Regions from separate parts of the Mus musculus genome. Here region 1 is linked to region 2. A link is a contact called in ENCODE Hi-C data. All regions are on one chromosome and are shown on one strand. Each heading gives the region's core, a stretch centred on a gene start or an enhancer-like site at or near the end of the contact. The rest is flanking DNA. Distances are from core to core; before and after follow the strand shown.

What was found. A loop is a pair of places that touch in the nucleus more often than their neighbours do.
Region 1: a loop to region 2 is called in a map of left cerebral cortex, with 11 times the contacts of the local background. The contact joins two enhancer-like sites. A Hi-C loop is called at or near these places in 16 of 37 maps with a recorded cell type or tissue (ES-E14, gastrocnemius, heart and 2 more).

The regions. Positions count from the first base shown.
Region 1 is chr1:82,474,971-82,477,818 of GRCm38, reverse strand. All of the region lies in intron 37 of Col4a4 (collagen, type IV, alpha 4), which reads left to right. Among named protein-coding and RNA genes, the nearest start is that of Gm46095, 100 kb to the right of the region's middle. Within about 2 kb of position 1,340, at least 1 of the 3 ENCODE cell types and tissues checked has a DNase peak (open chromatin) inside an H3K27ac peak, as active enhancers do.
Region 2 is chr1:81,314,929-81,318,210 of GRCm38, reverse strand. The region is part of intron 6 of Nyap2 (neuronal tyrosine-phophorylated phosphoinositide 3-kinase adaptor 2); the gene reads right to left. Among named protein-coding and RNA genes, the nearest start is that of Nyap2, 240 kb to the right of the region's middle. Within about 2 kb of position 1,412, at least 1 of the 3 ENCODE cell types and tissues checked has a DNase peak (open chromatin) inside an H3K27ac peak, as active enhancers do.

The DNA.
Region 1 (2,848 bases), core at 91-2,590, 1.2 Mb before region 2:
ACATACACACACACATACACACACACATACACACACACACATACACACACACACATACACATACACACACACATACACACACACACATACACACACACATACACACACACATACACACACACATACACACACACACATACACACACACATACACACACACACATACACACACACATACACACACACATACACACACACACATACACACACACACATACACACACACACATACACATACACACACACATACACACACACATACACACACACATACACACACACATACACACACACATACACACACACACATACACACACACACATACACACACACACATACACACACACACACATACACACACACATACACACACACATACACACACACATACACACACACACATACACACACACACATACACACACACACATACACACACACACACATACACACACACATACACACACACATACACACACACACACACACACACACACACACACACACACACACACACATATAAAATGTTAGTAAACTCAAAGTACTTATTGGAAGAACTAGAAACCATGTCTGGAATTAAACATTTTATTGTTTTGAAAAAAAATCCAGATTCATTTTTTTTCCCCCTCAGCCCTTCTGCTTTTCCCATCTCAGCTTTTCAAGACTCCTAGCCTTTCAACAGGCCGTGGGTCCGTGTGCATCCCTCCGAGAGCAATGCTGAAGGAAGGAGCACTCTTCCTTTGGAAGTTTCCAGCACCCTGGAGCACTTACTGGCAAGGAAGTAACCTGACGGGAGTGATCGTTAGAACAAATGGTCTCTTGATACTTTCTCCATAGCAATGTGAAAACCAGGCGACCCATGACGGAGTTAAGGTTTCACACAGCACAATGATACTGTTGTGCTGAGATTTTCCTCTGGCGGCTGTGGACATTTCCTGCCTCTGGCAACCCCTCAGCCCTCCCGGCCTTCTCTTTGACTTCAACATTCTTCCAGTCTGGAAGGATTTGGGAGGAATTCAAAAGAAAACATCTGACATTGTTAAGGGCTTTCTCTTCACAGTCTTCCAATTCCACACAACAGGGAACATTTCCGAGTGCCTGCAGGTGCTTGTAATATATTCTTCCTTTTCCCTTTGAACATTTATCAAATAGCCTCACAATGACATTGCTTTTAAAAATCCTCATAGATGTGATAATAAAATCACTTTAAAAGTAATTGCTAATTGCCTCCTAATGTGTGCACCGAAACAGTTAAGTTTCCTGGGAGGTATTGGAAGGGAACAGATCAAAGAGCTTTTCACTCGCTAGACACACCCTTGCTGCAATGTTCCTTTGCTACCACTGGGGGACGCTGTTTCATTGCACACGGCACAGCAAACGGTCCGGCCAAATGTAAAAACAAAACCAAACAGTGGGATACAGTATTAAAACTCAAAACATCTCAGGATAAAACCATTGTTGCGGTTTATCACGCCGATGTAAAAATGAAGCCCGATCCAGCAGAAACACTTTGAACTGAGAAGCTAAATATTTGAAATATGTTCCGAGTAAGGTAGGGAAACCAACTTTCGTGTTTGAACAAACCAGCTGCTGGACTCAGATGGGTTTGCTCTGCTCATACTGACCCGATGGAGTTTTGAGTCCTGCTTGGGTCTCAAAAGGAAAGCCCCCCATCTCTAGTTGTACATCCACATAAGATGGGAATGACAGAAACCTACTGAGAATCACCTGCTGTGTGTGTGAGACAGTCTATTGTAGAAGGGGTACCTGGGCCAATGGCAAGTGAAATCATTCACTTTTGTGTCTCTTTGTGTGTCGGGGGTCGGTAAGTGTGTGCACATGTGTTCATGTGTATACTCCTCTGTCTGTGGGCCTGTGGGTGCCTATGTAGGTCAAAGGTCAATGCCGGCTCTCTTTCTCAATTGCTTTCCACCATGTTTGGGTTTTGGGTTTTTTGAAATAGGAACTTTTACCCTCAATTGATGTTCTTCTTCCATGGTGATTTTAATTTGTGTCAGGTTGACAAAAAACAAAAAGCAAAAAACCAAAAAACCCAAAAACCCTAACTGGACACTTATTGGAACTAGAGATCCCGAATTGGGTTATAATAGCTGGGGTTACATATACGCACCCAGTTCTTTTTTCAGTATGAATGCTGGAGTGACTGAAACGCAAGCCCTCATCCATGTATGGGGAGCACTGTCTGAAACATCTTCCCAGCCCTGCTAGTTTACTTTTGAAAGGTACTTGGCGATGTCTTCTATGAGGAAGGAAATGCCTTCTGTCACAGAGCTATGACAATCAGAGCAGCATCCCCCCCAGTTTCTGTAACTAAATTATTCTCCTGTCTCCCAGCACTTAGCACGCTGGATGTCATTGCCTCTTTGTCTTGTCAGGTTAGGGATTGTGTCTTTCTTGTTTCCCATTGTCTCTTCGAGGCCTGTCATGGGATACACTCCCGGGGTGTGGAGCTCTATGCATTGGGAAGCCATATTTATCCTTTCAATAGGTATTTGTTTATTTGCTAAGGAAAAAAAAATGTTTCTAGTTTAACTCTTATTTTGGAATCTTTCGTTGATAAGAGTTCTCAAGGGTTTTTTTCAACCTTTGCCTAGAGTTGTGAAGATTTCACTTCTCCATCGACTTTAAAGTCAGGGTGGCCAGCTGCTTCATTTTGCGTGGGATTCTCTCAGGATGTGGAAACTCTAGCGCTAAAGGCTCCAGCCCAACAGGGACAGACAGACAGTCACCCTATAAAAATGTAAATCTGACCAGTACCCTGGGTGTGCAGAGTAGCCTTTTTCTAGCTTTAGAACAAAACCATAACCTGAGGGTGGGAAATTTGTC
Region 2 (3,282 bases), core at 163-2,662:
ATGTGAAGAACTAAAGTATACCTCTTCCCACATTAAAGTAGTTTTTAATTCCCTGAATTCTGATGACTCTCCTATGCTCAGTATCAAGAAATTCCCATACTCTACGCTGACCAAATATAACTTTAGCTTCTCTACCAATGCACTGTTCCTAGAAGACCAGAAAGTAGACCAGATTTGGCCCATGGCATCAAGCATATGGTCCAGTTTTCCACTGACTAACAGCAAATTCTGAGGGTCTTTCTGGAATCAGATAACCCAAAGAGAAAGGCTCAGAGAGGTTGTGGTCACTGGTCGATGGAGAGCATCTGCTGCTTAAGTCACATTACAGGTCCCGAATTTCCCCCAGCTAATCAGAGTCACAACATAACACACCCCTTCCCTTTTCATGGAGACTGGTCCCAGTCTCAAGGGGGCACAGATGAATGCAAACACTTCCTGTCATTTACTCCCCAAGCAATATCCCTTCCCACAGGCTAGCTATGCTTTAGACAAAGGGAAACAAACACTCCAGACAGGTGTGTTAGATAACAGGTGCTCACTGTTTTACGTTGACATCAAGTTATTTCATTTGACGACACAGGGGTATACAGCCCTTCTTAGCATGACTTCTCAGAAGACACTTTAAACGCACATGTTCAGCACTCAAACACTGAGTGAATCTGGACTCAGTGCCCCAAACCTTGTGAGTTGGCCTCTCTTTGAGAGCCGCAGTCTTCTCATCTAGTTCCCCCAGGGGAAAGGAAGGCTTAGTTTTATCCTTCCTTGGCACTACCCAGCAGCTCCCAGAATAGACAGTTAATTACTGAAAATCTCTTCGACCTCACTCTGGAGAATTAGATCCTAGGCTCTGTAGCTTCACCTGACTCCCTCTGCTATGAAGGGGCTCTCTGCACCCCATGTGACAAACCTGCCAGAGCATCCTTCTGCAAGCCAGCTGAACCAGGGAAGGCAGGCTGCTTGTCCTCCTACTCAACACAAAATGGAGACAGAGCTGCTGGTCGTGACTACAGAGAAGGCTAAAGATGTCTTTGGTCTTTCATCCTCCCGCCCAGCTGCTGGAGAGCCAGGGGAGTCTTTCAATTCTCAAAGGAACCTCAGCTTCCTGACTCTCCTGCAGGTCTAATACTCCCTCGTTAGTCCTGAAATCCTATTACTGAAAAGGCCATGTGTTTGATTCACACGAGGCTATGGTGAGGCCCACACCTCCTAAAAGTGGCATTTTTCACTGACACATAAAAGACCCACGGTCATTATATATATGGTTACAAAGAAATTTTAGAAGTGCTGGTCTTTAGCCAGATCCCTGTTGTTCTGCAACACAGAATACAAGATAAATTACTGCTTGCTGCTTCCTAAGCAAGTGCTGAGAAATCTACTGCAGGGTTTTAGGAGAAAAAGCTGACAGTAAGGAGGAAACGCTGAGGCAATACTGCCCCCTTGTGGCAGCACAAAACCATGCAAATGGTGTGGACATTAAAACATGTTTATTAGCATATCAAATATTCATGTACAGTAAGTTGTCATTTATCAAACAAAATTTGCTTCTGTTGCGTCTCTCTCTGGTCTCTTCTACTTACCCGCATCCTCCCCCTGGGTTCGTCCCAGTCTGGTAGACCCCTTTCAAATGCTTTCACGCCACATGTGCCTTTTGGCCCTAGAACCCGTCTTGCTCCCCTAGAACAATCGCCTATCTGGTGTTCTAGAATATACACATTCTCACAACAGTCAACATTTGCCTGTGTGTAAATAAGAGTATTTAGTGTTTAGGATCTCCTACAGACCCAAGTTACAAAGGTCGAAAAGCCCACGGCTACCCTTTCCACTGGCCAGGAAGAAGCCCACTGATGTCATTTTTACCTCTGAAAATCTATCACAGTTTTAAAGGTCCTCCGATAAAAGGTTCAATGACCTCGCCTTCTGAACTATTCCGAAGTTTTCTCGAAATCTAATAAAATTGCCATTTAGACCATCATGTGCCCGTTTCTTCTAGTCCAACCTGACTGCTATTAAGAGGGAAAGCAGTCTCTGTTCCTTTATTTATTTGTACGTGGTCAAAGCCAGGGAGACAGGGTCACAGCAACTGTGGCTTAGGTAGAGGAGTTGATCAATTTTGTTCAGAAAATCTCACAGTGGGGACCAGCAATGCTATGTACACACGCTGGGACAACGTCTTCATGTGAATGTGCTGTCATCATTGTCTCATGAAGGCAGGTCCCTGGCGCTCTCTGAGGTTTTATACAAACCCCTCTCCTCAGAGGGCATTTCAGTGACAGGGATTGAATGGTTTCATCTAAACATTTGGCTCTTCACCCTTTTCTAGGCATATAACTAGAAAATGGAGTAACAGCTTATATTCTTTCCTCTTGTCAGTGGAAATTTGAACATAATTAATTATTACCATGTCTTTTTATCATTAATACAAAGGCAGCTTGATGTTTTTATTTCCATCTTAGACTTCTTTATCCTAATTTCTGTTGTTTTCATCTTTTTAAAGATTTGTTTATATTATTTTTAATTATGTGTATGGGTTTCTGTATGTCTGTGGGTCAGTTCACGTGAGTGTAGGTGTCCACAGAGGTCAGAGGCATTCCGTCCCCATGAGGCTGCAGTTACAGGCATTTGTGACCCATCTGAAGTGGGCACTGACAACTGTACTTGGGTCCAGTGCAGAAGCACTATCGATTCTTACCTGCTGAGCTATCTCTTCAGTTCCTATTTTCAATTACTTTAAAAATATACTTTAAGGCATGGGTATGTATAATGTTTGTATATATGTGTGTCCATATATGTATATGTACATATTCATGTATGTGAATGTGGGCTCACTCATACCATGGCCTATGTATAGGGATCATAGGGTAAATTCAGTTGTTGATCTGCATCTTCCATCTTGTTTGAGTCAGGGTTAAGTCTATGACCATAACACCTTGACTCTTTCTATCCTGTCTGATTTTACAAGGTGCACAGGGTCAGAGCTGATTTGTATTTGGAAGGGAGATGCAGTCTCTTCACTGCATATTTCAGGCTACCTGGCTCAAGAGGTTTAAGGGTCTCTTCTTTCTGTTCCTCCTGTCTCTTCATAGGAAGTCTGAGACTACAGATCCTCACACTGTACATCCTGCTATATGTGGGTTCTGTGAACTCCATCTCAAGTACTCAAACTGGTAAAAGCAGTTTTACGAGGTGATCCCTGATTCCAGTGGCTTTCTGCTGAGAGATTACATTTCCCAGCTTTTGCAGTTGACTATGGAAATCACTTCTGTCCCTATATAAGGGCAGCAT